Regions from separate parts of the Homo sapiens genome. Here region 1 is linked to region 2. A link is a contact called in ENCODE Hi-C or POLR2A ChIA-PET data. All regions are on one chromosome and are shown on one strand. Each heading gives the region's core, a stretch centred on a gene start or an enhancer-like site at or near the end of the contact. The rest is flanking DNA. Distances are from core to core; before and after follow the strand shown.

Region 1 (7,035 bases), core at 2,777-5,276, 34 kb after region 2:
AAATATCCAAGTACAGCAACTTAAAACTACAAAATAAGACAATAAAAAATAAAAATTTAAAACTGCATTAGGTACATGAAAATCAGATCCTAGAAGAAATAGGTTAAAATTCATGTAGACATTTAGTACTAATATGGGTGGCATTTCAAGCGTTGGTGGATAGACTTCAGATGGATCAAAGAACTCTCAAACACAAAAAGAGACGTGTTAAAGATTCATATACATAAAAGTGTCCAGGTGTGGTGGCTCACACCTGTAGTCCTAGCACTTTGGGAGGCCAAGGCAGGCAGAACACTTGAGGCCAGGAGTTCGAGACCAGCCTGGCCAACACGGCAAAACCCCATCTCTATTAAAAATACAAAAAGTTAGCCAGGTATGGTGGCACGTGCCTGCAGTCCCAGCTATTCAACTTGGGAAGGCTGAGGCACGCGAATTACATGAACCCGGGAAGTGGAGGTTGCAGTGAGTTGAGATCGTGCCATTGCACTCCAGCCTGGGCAACAGAGTGAGATGCTGTCTGCCCCCGCTCTAAAAAAAAAAAAAAAAATTTTTTTTCATATACATAAAATTGTGCTTGGTGAAAAAAAAATGCCATTAACAAGGTAAAAACTGCTGGGTGTGGTGGCTCGTGCCTGTAATCCCAGGAGTTGCCTTTGGAGTTACCTTTGGGAGGCCAAGGCAGGGCAGATTGCTTGAGCCCAGGAGTTCGAGACCAGCCTGGGCAACAAGGCAAAACCCCATCTCTACCAAAAGTTAAAAAATTAGCTGGGCATGGTGGCACGCACCTCTGGTAGGAAGGCTGAGGTGGGAGGATTGCTTGGGCCCATAAGTCAAGGGCTGCAGTGAGCCGTGTTCATGCCACCACGCTCCAGCCTAGGCAACAGAGCAAGACCTTCTCAAAAAAACAAAAAACAAAAAAAAACCACACACAACAAAAAAATCAGATAAAAATTAAGATAATCTGGGACAAAACACTTTCAAACTTCTAACTGCAAAACTGCATATATAAATAGAGCTCTTTAAATAGGCAAAGGAGACTACAAATGGCTAACAGATTAAAAAATATTGTCTTATTAATAGAAATGCAAACTGTTTTTAAATAAGCTATACTATTCAAACATTAATAGTATAGTTTGAATAGTATAGTTTGAATAGTATAGTTTCTTTGCTATGGTTGATCAAATGTTTTGAGAATCAATTTGTCAAATGCTATTAATTCAGAACCAAGTCTGACATTTCTGAAATAGTGAAAATTACAGAGTATATAAATTTGAAAATGTTTGTCCAGAGTAGTTTTAATGAGCATTTAGCAATATGAGCAGAATTTGTGCTATTAAGTTACACAAATCCAAGGATTCCCTGTTTAAAATAGGAAAAAAAAAATCACTGCAAATCTTTCTCGCGATATTTGTTGGAAGAAAAAAAGTGAACAGTTGGTTATAAGAGCGAAATGGCTTATATTGAAAGTAAGACACAGATCCATCTGTTCATTTTCATAGGTAGCTTTATTTGGTTTTTAGAAAAATATATACAATAATCGGAACATCAGTTCTTAAATAGTTTTAAGTTAAAAGAATGCAAGTGAGAGGATGTTTCCACAGTCAGATCAATACTGCTTAATAAAGTAGATAGGAATTTCTGCAACAAGTCAAAACATTTACAGGAATGGTAAGAACTCTGCAAGAGCAGCTTGTGGCTGGCAAGTCAGCCAGCTCAGAAAACAGGTAGGAAGGGAAGGGGTTTGATCTTTCCCCTTTAGTTTGAATTTGAGAAAGTGATAAAAGATTTACATATTCACCTATCCTAAAGGCTAGAGCTTTGAGTAAAAACATTAGAATACAGGGATGGAGGCCCTCTAGGGCATATGCTAACAAGCTAACTTATATCAAACAAAAATTTGCCATCTCAATTTGGTATTCAGTTGGATTTGGATATATTAGGATTACCTGTCAGTCACAGTTCAACTAGTTCAGATATAACAAAACTCAAGGACTTGGAGTATTGGTTAATGACATTTCTTTTGGATTAGACCCCTGCTTTCTCTCGAACATTCTTCGTAATGAATTCACAGTATTCAAACTGTTTGCAAAGATATTTGAGTTTGACAGCCTTCTGACTTTCATCGTTTTGAGAAGTTGCGCAAGGAAGCAATAGGAATTGCCTTAGCTTTGTTCTAACTCGACCCTTTTCCCCCATACTGTAGTAACTCCAGGCCTACTTCTCCAGAAGTATAGCTCTTCCCTCCACTGGTCCTTTTCAGGAACTGAAGTCTAATCAGCGCGCCAGCCAGAGGCCAGTTTGTCATGGGATTTCCTGGGGAGCTTAAATGGAAGTGGATCAGAGAACTGATACCACTAGCCACCTCCTTTCCTCGTTGTATGCATTTGCTAAATAAGCAAAGCAATGAGGCAAACGTCATGAGTAACATTAGGCTTCAGAGTCTACAAACACTTGTCTGAATGGGAGAGAGAGGCGATAGGCAATAGGCAAATTAGTAGTAGAGCTAGAGGTTCAATTAAGAATGAGAGGAGAGTGATCGGTATTTTGTTCTCTGTTCATCTATTTCCTGCTTAGTTTTCTTGATGCAACTAAAGATCTCCTTAAACAACGCTTTGTATTCTGGAGGTGTTGTAGGGGAACTCACGGGCTCTGGGTTGACAGAGGCCAGTTCCCAGCCGCTGGCAACAGGCTCAGACTGGGCGTTCACTCCAGTCAGGTCCTTGGCTGCAGCCCTGGAGGTCTGCACAGCCTTGTGTGACAGGGAGTCCTGTTCCTCTTGGCACTTCTTCAGCAACTCTTCATACTTCACCTTCAGGGCGCTGTACTGCGTGTCCACTTCGTGCAGAAGGGAGATGCCCCTCTGTTTCACAGCCTTGGCCCTCCTGATGCAGGTCTCCTCGTGGCCCTTCACGATGTCACTCCCTGCCAAGCTGCTGAGGATCGTCTCACTGCTGCTGCGCTTGAGAGGCTTTCTATGTGATTCCGGCACAGTCAGGAACATCTCTTCCAGCAGGCTCTGGCTGGGCTCTTTGAAAGGAACATACAGAGAGTCTGGCACCAGCTTCTCAACTCCATTCACAAATGGATGCTCTGACTGCAACATCTGTCGCATCTCTGCCACCTCGGCCTCTAGTTCCAGCGCCCGTGCTCGGTAGGCACCTGTGGCCCCCAGCTGCTGCTCCAGTTCACTGTTCTCCTTTAACACGAGCCCATATTCCTCCTCCATAGTCACCCGCTTCTGCCGCTCCAGGCTCAGCTGGGCCTGCAACATTGTCACTGTTTTTTTCAAGTGCTCATTTTCCTCTTCATCAGGGCTTGGCTGACCTTGCAAGGAAGTGATCTTCTCAGCGAACACATGATCATACACGAAGTGTCTAGGGAAAAAAATATTGAAAGAATATATTACACAGGTCCACTGAAAATGACGAGAGGAAGACTGGTGATTTTTTTTCAACTAAATAAATTTGAGGAGCTGTGACAGTGACTAATTTTTTTTTCTTTTTTTTTGAGACGGAGTCTCACTTTGTCGCCAGGCTGGAGTGCAGTGAAGCGATCTCAGCTCATTGCAACCTCAGCCTCCCAGGTTCAAGCGATTCTCCTGCCTCAGCCTCCCGAGTAACTGGGATTTTAGACATGCGCCACCACGCCCAGCTAATTTTGTATTTTTAGTAGAGACGGGGTTTCTCCATGTTGGTCAGGCTGGTCTCGAACTCCCAACCTCAGGTGATCCTCCTGCCTTAGCCTCCCAAAGTGCTGGGATTACAGACGTAAGCCACCACACCCGGCCAACAGTGATTGGTTTTTAGCCACACTTGGAGCAGTGGCTAAAATGGAATTGTGTGAGGCTGGTAAATAAACACATGAAAGCAAACTCAATTTTTGTGACAAATCTTTTTTTAATGTTAAAAGTACTAGAGAACATCTATTCTAGCAGTATGACAATGACCTCACAAGGGAAACCTTAAAAAGTACTGGTGCCTGGGTCCCAACCCACAGATTCCAACCTAGTTGGTCTGCTACCTGGCCTGAGGGTTTCTAAAGGCTCTCCAAATGATTCATAATATGTAACTACGATTGAATCACTACAGCAAATTACTGTTGCTGTGGTGATTTTTAACCAGGAATGTTCATCAGAATTGCCTGGGCAGCTTTTTACCCGCACCTAGAAATTCTGATTTAGGCCTGAGGAAATGTGTTGGTATTTGCATTTTGAAAAACCCCACAGGTGATCTGATGTACAGCCAAGGTTGAGACCCACCAAATGAACCACCTGGTTTCTCCTGCTCAGTCTGAAGCACCTTGACTATTTATTTGTGTTTTTATTTGCTTATCTGCCGTTCCGTTAGACTGAAAGCTCACAGGGGTAGAAACTATTTTGCTCGCCAACCCTTGGGTCTAGCATACAGCTTGCCACACAAGTGTTCCATAAATACTTCTTAAAGATTCAGACTTATAACTCTAAATTATAAAGGTACTTCTTTAAGCAAAAAATCTCCTGTTCGCTTGAATTTTTGTTTTACCAGTATTTCTGTTTTTCTTCACTCTAATGTAAAACACAACTCCCAAATCTAGTCTATCAGAATTCATCTTAAACTATGATTTAATACATTAAAAACACTGAAATAAGTGTTCCAAGACTTTCAAAATGAGAACTACTAATATCTAAGAACTCTGTAATTTATATGTTTAAGTGATTTTGTTCAAACCAATGGTAGCTTAATAGCTAAGTGACTTTTCTTAAAATGGTACTTTCAATCTACTGGAAATCAGAATGTGCCAATGACATGAGACAGTCCCTGCTGTAACTCCACAGAAAGGCAGGCTCTTACTGGCGGAGGTCATACAGCTCCTTCAGACATGCAAAGCTGGGTGCCGGTTTCTCCTGGTCACACTTTCCCGGGCTCCTTCTCCCTTGGCCAGATGACTTCAGCTCCTCCACTTGGCTCTGGAGGTGATCAATGTTGGTTTGCAGGCATTCAATCGTTTCAGTCAGGCTGTGAGGAACAGACAGAAGCCACTGCTGCTTGTCATATTGAATCAAGGGCAAAAGCGGTGAGGAGAGATTAGGTGCAAACCACTCACACTGGGCTTTCTTAATTGGAAAGGATGTCTATTTAATCTCCATTCTCCAAAAAGAATTAAATTAAACCTTATCCCATATTGACCCAAACCCACTGCAGCCATGTTCTATTCTAGTTTATACTAAAGAACTTCCCCCTAGTCCTTCCTTGTCAGATTCTAGAAAATTTACCTCAGAATCTTTTGCTGTGAGGCCTTGCTGTCAGCAACTAGCTTTTGATTTGTTTCTTCCAGTTCCCTTGCTGTGACGTCTAATTGTTCATAAACCTTTGCATGTTGTTCGTTCATCTGCCGTAGAAGTTCCACTTGCTTCGTCAGATACTGTAAGAGAAGATCAGGACCAGGTGACACAAACAGATAAGATACCTGCTGTTTCTTGGCTGGCTGCGGTGGCTCACGCCTGTAATCCCAGCACTTTGGGAGGCCAAGACGTGTGGATCACCTGAGGTTAGGAATTCGAGACCAGCCTGACCAACATGCTGAAACCCCGTCTCCACTAAAAATACAAAAATTAGCCAGGTGTGGTGGCACACGCCTGTAATCCCAGCTACTTGGGAGGCTGAGGCAGGAAAATTGCTTGAACCTGGAAGACAGAGGTTGCAATGAGCCGAGATGGCGCCATTGCACTCCAGCCTGGGCAACAAGAATGAAACTCCATCTCAAAAAAAAAAAAAAGATACCTGCTGTTCTGCTGTTCCAACACCAATTCTCCGATTGTCAGCACCAACTCTTGTTGGGGTGGGGCTGACATAGAGTCTCCATCTCTGGGCTCACTGGCCTCCCAGCACTGCCCAGAAGCTCCTTTAGACCCATTTCAGTTTTCTCCAGGTCTTCTCTCACATCAGCATGATTGATTCAATTATTGGCCATTGGTGACTGAACTCAAGCTCCAACCCTTCCCTCTATCCAGAGGTTGTGGGGCTGGGACTGATAGATCTAACCCTCTAATCATGTGGTTGCCTTCTCTGGTGACCAGACCTCAACCTATCAGGAAATTCCAAGGGTTTTAGGAGTTCTATGCCAGAAACCAGGGACAAAGACCAAATATATAATTTTTATTATACCACAATACCATATGTTTATTTTAAGAAAAGAAGAAATTAAACTCCCTGTCTTCATAAGAAATGAGCACAGGCTGTCCTTTATATGCTTAGCTCCTCTAATGCTCACCAATACCCCAGTGCATTGTGAGGCTAATTTTCCAAAGCATATACCATGCATAAAATTAATATTCAACTAAAAAATCTAAAGTGAGACATAACAATCCCTTAAGACAAAAAACATGGAACATGTGATCAAAGTTTAAGCAAAAACATCATGTTTAACAGAAATAAAGCCTAACGTGGAGGATTTTTAAAAAAAATTATACTCTAAGTTCTAGGGTACATGTGCACAATGTGCAGGTTTGATACATAGGTATACATGTGACATGTTGGTTTGCTGCACCCATCAACTCATCATTTACATTAGGTATTTCTCCTAATGCTATCCCCACCCCGACAGGCCCCAGTGTGTGATGTTCCCCACCCTGTGCCCAAATGATCTCGTTGTTCAATTCCCACCTATGAGTGAGAACATGCAGTGTTTGGTTTTCTGTCCTTGTGATAGTTTGCTGAGAATGATGGTTTCCGGCTTCATCCATGTCCCTGCAAAGGACATGAACTCATCCTTTTTTATGGCTGCATAGTATTCCATGGTGTACATGTGCCACATTTTCTTAATCCAGTCTATCAACTGATGGACATTTGGGTTGGTTCCAAGTCTTTGCTATTGTGAATAGTGCCGCAATAAACATACGTGTGCATGCGTCTTTATAGCAGCATGATTTATGATACTTTGGGTACATACCCAGTAATGGGACTGCTGGGTCAAATGGTAATTCTAGTTCTAGATCCTTGAGGAATTGACACCCTGTCTTCCACAATGGTTGAACTAATTTACACTCCCACCAACAGT
Region 2 (6,792 bases), core at 3,476-5,975:
ACGTCTCAGTCAGCGACCGACCACATACTCAACGGTGGTCCCATAACATTATAATGGAGCTGAAGAATTGGCTTACCTAGTGATGTCTTAATGAGCCTGACCCTGTGTAAGCCTAGGCTAACTCGTATGTTTGTGTCTTAGGTTTTTGCTTGTTCGTTTGTTTTGTTTTGTTTTGAGACAGAGTCTCGCTCTGTTGCCTAGGCTGGAGTGCAGTGGCACAGTCTCGGCTCACTGCAACCTCTGCCTCCTGGGTTCAAGCGATTCTCCTGCCTCAGCCTCCCGAGTAGCTGGGATTACAGACATGCACCACCACACCTGGCTAATTTTTGTATCTTTAGTAGAGATGGGATTCTGCCACGTTGGCCAGGCTGATATCAAACTCCTGACCTCAGGTGACCTGCCCACCTCGGCCTCCCAAAGTGCTGGGATTACAGGTGTGAGCCACCATGCCCGGCCTGTGTCTTAGTTTTTAGTAGAAAGTTTAAAAAGTTTAAAAAAAAAAAAAAAAAGGTAAAAAGCATATAGCCGGGTGTGTTGCCTCCTACCTGTAATCCCAGTGCTTTGGGAGGCCGAGGCAGGCCCAGGAGTTCCAGACCAGCCTGGGCAACATAGTGAAATCCCTTCCCTACAAAAAATACAAACATTAGCTGGGCATGGTGGCACATCCCTTAGTCCCAGCTACTGAGGAAGCTGAGGTGGGAGGATTGCTTGAGCCTGGGAGGCGGAGGTTGCAGTAAGCTGAGATTCCGCCATTGCACTCCAGCCTGGGCAATAGAGCAAGACTCTGTCTTGAAAAAAAGCATATACAATAAAGATATATTTTTCATAAATTTATTTATTGATTTATTTTTTGGAGAGGGAGTCTCACTCTGTTGCCCAAGTTGGAGTGCAGTGGCTCAATCTTGGCTCACTGAAACCTCTGCCTTCCGGTTTCAAGCAGTTCTCCTGTCTCAGACTCCCGAGTAGCTGGGACTACAGGTGCACACACCACCATGCCCAGCTAATTTTTGTATTTTTAGTAGAGACAGGGTTTTTGCCATGTTGGCCAGGCTGGTCTCGAACTCCTGACCTCAGGTGATCCACCAGCCTTGGCCTCCCAGAGTGCTGGGATTATAGGCATGAGCCACTGTGCCCAGCCTTTTTTTTTTTTTTTTTTTTTTAATAAATTTAGTGTAGCCTAAGTGTGCAGTCTGTATGAAGTCTACAGTAGCGTGTAGTAATGTCATAGGCCTTCACATTCACTCACCACTCACTCATCCAGAGCAGCTTGTCCTATAAGCTGGTTTTAGTCTTTTATACTATACTTTTACTGTACCTTTTTTATGTTTAGGGTTTTTTGGGTGTGTTTTTTTGTTGTTGTTTGTTTTGGGGTTTTTTTTTTGGAGACCGGGTCTCACTCTGTCACCCAGGCTGGAGTACAGTGGTGATCATAGCTCACTGCAGCCTCTATCTCCTGAGCTCAAGCAATTGCCTTCCCTCAGTCTCCTGAGTAGCTAGGACTACAGGCCATGCCACCACATCTGGCTAATTTTTTAAAAAATTTTTTGTTGAGGTGGGGTCTTGCTATGTTGCCCAGGCTGGTCTCGAACTCCTGGGCTCAAGCGATCCTCTTGTCTCTGCCTCCCAGAGTTCTGGGATTACAGATATGAGCCACTGCACCCAGCCTAGGTATATTTAGATACACAAATACCATTCTGTTACAACTGCCTACAGTATTCAGGGGAGTAACATGCTGTACAGTGTGTAGCCTGGGAGCAATAGGCCATACCATAGAGCCGAGGCGTGTAGTAGGCTCTGCTATCTGGGTTTCTGTGAGTGCACTCTGCGATGTTTGCACAACGATGAAATCACCTAAGGATGAATTTCTCAGAACGTATCCCTATTGTTAAGTGATGTGTGGCTGTATGTGAAATGTCCAGAATAGGCAAATGTACAGAGGCAGAAAGTAGATTAGTGGCTACCAGGGACTAGTGGGAGAGTGGAGTGGGGACTGCCTGGTTCTTTTTGTGGTGATGAGAATGTTCTAAAATTGGTTGTGCTGGCTGCACAGCTTTGTGAATACGTTAAAATACATTGAATTATGGCCGGGAGTGGTGGCTCATGCCTGTAATCCCAGCACTTTTGGAGGCCGAAGTGGGCAGATCACCTGAGGTCAGGAGTTCGAGACCAGCCTGGCCAACATGATAAAATCTCATCTCTTCCAAAAAGTAGAAAAAATTAGCCAGGCGTGGTGGTGAGTGCCTGTAATCCCAGTTATGCAGGAGGCTGAGGCAGGAGAATCGCTTGAACTCAGGAGGCGGAGGTTGCAGTAAGCCGAGATCGCACCACTGAATATCCTGGGCAACAGAGTGAGACTCCATCTCAAAACAAAAATACATTGATTAGTATGCCTTAAATGAGTGGACTATATGGTACGTGAGTCTTGTCCCAAAGCTGGTAAAAAGTACAAGGCGCGGCCGGGCGCAGTGGCTCATACCTGTAATCCCAGGACTTTGGGAGGCCAAGACGGGCAGATCACAAGGTCAGGAGATCAAGACTATCCTGGCCAACATGGTGAAACACCATCTCTACTGAAATACAAAAAAATTTAGCTGGGCTTGGTGGCACACACCTGTAGTCCCAGCTACTTGGGAGGCTGAGGCAGGGGAATCACTTGAACCGGGGAGGTGGAGGTTGCACTGAGCCGAGATCATGGCACTGCACTCTGCACTCTGGCCTGGGTGACAGAGCGACACTCCATCTCAAAAAAAAAAAAAAAAAAAAAAAACAGTAAAGTGCTTAAGTATTTAGTCTCAAAAGCAATGAACGAAACTAATCTGAACACTTAGGAAACAAAATGGGATAGGATCAAAAGTAGTGTCATATAACTCGCGCGTTCTGTTTAGAACCCATGTCTCAAGCATGTAATTCTTGAAAGCCACATCCCTTGCAGCGGGAGGGAAAGTCATGATCTTTATCAGAGGCCATGTGGACACTCCACCCAGTTCTAGCAGGGCCTCTTCTCCAGCCACAGTGGCACTAGTGGACTTCCTAGTGGAACGGGTGGGATTTTGGCGGGAAAAGATGGAGGATAAGAAGGAGAGGAAATCCAGGTGTGTGGGGCGGGACAGTAAGGCTGAGCTGGCCGAGGCCTGGAGGGTAAACAGCAGGGCGAATTTGATGAGGATTAGCTGCCTAGTGTTGCAAAGCGAGCAGCTGGGGAGAGGGGCGTGGAACCAGACTGGGAGGTGGGACTGAAGGAAGTGGCTTCGAACAGAAGAGTCCAGGTTCCTGTCCTAGTCTGGGCTGTGTGCTTGCTGTGTCCAGCAGGCCAGGTGGAGGTGGGGATGGTCCCTGGCCTGGTGGTCCCAAGACTCTAGGATTGGGGGCTGCAGCGGGAATGGGAGGCGGTTTGATGGTGGGCCTAGGCCTTCACGGGACTTGGTGACTCTCTTGAGCCAAACTGGGTGGGTTTCTAGAGTTGAGTCCAAGCCCTTCTTCCTCCGCCAGGTGAGCTCCACCTGACACCTTTACATGGCATCCTGCAGCTGCGGCCCAGCTTCTCCTACCTGGATAAGGCTGACGCCAAGCACCGGGAGAGGGAGGCGGCCAACGAGGGTGAGCCCGGGATCCCCAGCCCTGCTGCCTGCCTGCCTTCATCCTGGTGGGATGGCTTGGTCCTGGGAAGAGGGATGGGATGATAGGATGTTTAGCAGGATCCCTGGCCTCTACCTACTAGATGCCAGAAGCACCCACCCCACAGTCGTGACAATCAAAAAGGTCACATTGCCCAGTATCCCCAGGGTAAAGGGGCAAAACTGTCCCCGATTGAGAACCACTGGCTTAGGCAGCTCCCTCTGCGAGGAGAACTCCCAGCACCCCGGCCTGAGGCTTCCCTGGCGGGTGGGGTTGAGAGAAGGGAGGTGGAGGCTCCCCAGGACTGCAGTCAGTGGCTTGTCTCTCTTGCAGCAGGGGACTCTTCACAGGATGAGGCGGAAGACGATGTTAAGCAGATCACGGTGAGCCCTGGCCCCTGGAGGAGGAGGGTGCTGCCTGGGCGGCAGCAGGACCAGAGACCAAGGGGTAGCGGGTCTTCACAGAATGCAGGTGGAGCAGACAGGGCCCATGCTTTTGAGCCTTCTTGCTGGGCTACCTGGAGGGAACAACCTGAGTTGTTCCAGCTATACACAAGATGGAAGCCCTGGCTGGATCCAGGAGATGTGTGCCTGGGGCTTGGCTAGAGTCACCTGGGAGCAGGAAGCTGGGGCCAGGAGCCCTGAGGACCCGCAGACCAGCTCTGCCATGAACCTGTATCTTAACAGAGCCAAAGTCAATTAACTGTGATTCTATCCTCTTTATGGGGCACGGATGAATAGTTTTCGTTTTAATAGTTATTCCTGAATTTTAAAGATTTTTCAAAGAATCTTAACCTTCCATTTATGGTTTGTAAAGTTTTCCCTATTTAAGCATATTTAGATTAAAATGAGTAGTACCAAAAGAAAAATGCTACACGTAGAATGATGATACACAAGTATGGCTAGAGAGTGGTGAGTGTTTGGAAGCCCTTGAGGACCGGGGAACACGGGCGTAATGGACATGGAGGTGGCGCAGGGAGCTCATCCTGTTCTCTCCGTAGCTTATTAGGACCTTAGAAACTCCCTTCCGCTCTGGGGAACTTAGAAAAGGCATCCTGGGCCTGTCTGCTTTAAGGACTCTGCTGGCTCTGGCGCCTGGGACTCTAATCCCCCTCAAGCCTCTGGGCTGGGCAGGCACGAGCAAGTATAAGCCGTTCCCTGGCGTGTGCAGGCAGCTCTGGGAGGGACACGGTTGGAACGGAATTTAAACGACCTGTGCTAGGAAAGGAAGGGAGAGTGGAAAACCCCTATACGGAGTTCTCTGGTCTTCTGGCAGGGGCTGAGACGGCAGTCCAGCAAGGGTCACAGGCCTGACGGTATGACCTCTTCCCCTTCCCACCGCAGGTGCGGTTCTCCCGGCCGGAGTCAGAGCAGGCCCGCCAGCGCCGTGTGCAGTCCTATGAGTTCCTGCAGAAGAAGCACGCAGAGGAGCCCTGGGTCCACCTGCATTACTATGGCCTGAGGGTGAGCGGGGCTTCGTGGGGTCCTGGGGGAAACACCTCGGTGCCCGGAAGGGTCATGGTGTGGCCTCCGTGTCTCACCTTGAACTTAAGTCAAATTCATGAGTCATAGCCACAGATAGAGGATCGAGTCCTGTGGGCAGTTTACACTTCACTCCAGCCGAGCCACTTAGCGTGGGCCCCAGGAGAGCAAGAGGAAAAGATGCGAGTCCTTGGTTCCCTGGGTGGGGTTTGGCCCCTGGGCATGGGCATCTTGCTGGGCTTGCAGTGGGGCTAGTGCCTGGTAACATATTTTCGCTGCAGCCCAGGCCCTAAACGCAGGCCAGATGCATTCTCCGGTTCTGTCCTAGAGGGTCGGTCATGTGTTGCCACCCCAGAGTTCCCAGCACCACCTGCCCAGGGGATTTTCTTACTGTGCTTGGTTTTCATCTGGTACGCTGACTTTATTTACTTTTATTTTTATTTATTTATTATTTATTTATTTATTGAGACAGTCTCATTCTGTCACCCAGGCTGGAGTGCAGTGGCTCGATCTCAGCTCACTGCAACCTCCGCCTCCCGGGTTCAAGTGATTCTTCTGCCTCAACCTCCCAGGTAGCTGGGACTACAGGCACCTGCTAATTTTTTTGTTTTTGTTTTTTTAGTAGAGATGGGGTTTTGCCATGTTGGCCAGGCTGGTCTCGAACTCCTGATTTCCAAGTGATCTGCCCACCTCAGGCTCCCTAAGTGCTGGGATTACAGGCGTGAGCCACGACCACCTGGCCCTGGTGCATTGATTTTAGAACCTAACCCTTGAAACTGTGTACTGAGTGAGGGATGCTTCCAAAGACACCATGGGCCAGGGCTCCCAATATTTTCTGGGGTGGGGAACAACTCCTGATTTCTCTGGAACCTTCTTGGAAGAGATTTGTGTTAACAGACCCTTAGACTCGGGGTCAAACTTCTAGACACTGCTGTTTCCTGCTGTGTGACCTTGGGCATGTTAGCTAACCTCTCTGAGCCTCAGTTTTCTTAATTATAAAATGAGAGTAGTAATAATAGTACCTACCTTGCCAAGTTATTTTGAGGGTGAGATGGGTTAGTATATTTACAGTCAGTGGAACAGAGTCCACCACATCCTAGATGCCCAGTGAATGTTAGCCATCATTTTGTCATTGCTGGTGGTGTACCTGTGTTACAGACAAGGCATCGAGGCTTGGGGGCTGGGGCTGGGCAGGTCATAAGGCCAGGAAGATGAGTGGCTGAGGCCACGTCAGAGGCCTTGGGTGCCGTGCTCAGGAGGTTGGATGTGGTCCTGTGGCTGGCCATGGAGTGGAAGACGGGAGGCCTTGGGGGAGGGGGCCCAGGCCAGGGCCATCAGCTGAGGCTCCTCTCACACCCTGCCCTCCTCCAACAGGACAGTCGCTCTGAGCATGAGCGTCAGTACCTGCTGTGCCCCGGCTCAAGCGGGGTGGAGAACACGGAGCTCGTCAAGTCACCCAGGTGGGATGGGCTGGGCCAGCATGCAAACTGGATGCCTGCCCAGGGTCCCCAGGGGTCCTTGGTGTGGATCCTCCCAGAGGACTGTGGCCCCTCCTGTAGCATGAGGGTGGAGCCCATTGTCCCCTGGAGAAGGCCAGGAGGGTGGGCCTGGAAAGAGATGGTCCACTTTTCTGCAGGGGCTCAGGGCTGCTGGGGGAGGGCGGGGGTGGGCTGTCTGCACCCTCTCCCCAGACCCT

Evidence for each region. Hi-C counts contacts between places; a loop is a spot of excess contacts on that map. ChIA-PET counts read pairs that join two places held with the same protein, here RNA polymerase II (POLR2A). Pooled maps may share reads with other maps.
Region 1: a loop to region 2 is called in a map of mammary epithelial cell, with 3 times the contacts of the local background. The contact joins two enhancer-like sites. A Hi-C loop is called at or near these places in 7 of 168 maps with a recorded cell type or tissue (CD4-positive, alpha-beta T cell, CD4-positive, alpha-beta memory T cell, CD8-positive, alpha-beta T cell and 4 more), 3 of 37 single-sample maps with no recorded cell type and 8 of 50 pooled maps. POLR2A ChIA-PET finds 5 or more read pairs at or near these places in 11 of 52 experiments (CD4-positive, alpha-beta T cell, CD4-positive, alpha-beta memory T cell, Caco-2 and 7 more).

Annotation. Positions count from the first base shown.
Region 1 is chr16:22,344,450-22,351,484 of GRCh38, forward strand. CDR2 (cerebellar degeneration related protein 2) reads right to left here. Exons shown (of 5, transcript NM_001802.2): 3 at 5,252-5,400; 4 at 4,830-4,994; 5 at 1,487-3,374. The coding sequence ends at 2,516. It overlaps LOC124903664 (a long non-coding RNA gene), which reads right to left and starts at 306. Exons shown (of 2, transcript XR_007065026.1): 1 at 1-306. RefSeq lists an enhancer at 2,428-2,928. Within about 2 kb of position 4,027, at least 2 of the 41 ENCODE cell types and tissues checked have a DNase peak (open chromatin) inside an H3K27ac peak, as active enhancers do; they include mammary epithelial cell, where a contact is called at or near this core.
Region 2 is chr16:22,310,131-22,316,922 of GRCh38, forward strand. It overlaps POLR3E (RNA polymerase III subunit E), which reads left to right. Exons shown (of 21, transcript NM_018119.4): 7 at 3,490-3,597; 8 at 3,949-3,998; 9 at 4,959-5,078; 10 at 6,471-6,556. Among named protein-coding and RNA genes, the nearest start is that of POLR3E, 16 kb to the left of the region's middle. Within about 2 kb of position 4,726, at least 3 of the 41 ENCODE cell types and tissues checked have a DNase peak (open chromatin) inside an H3K27ac peak, as active enhancers do; they include mammary epithelial cell, where a contact is called at or near this core.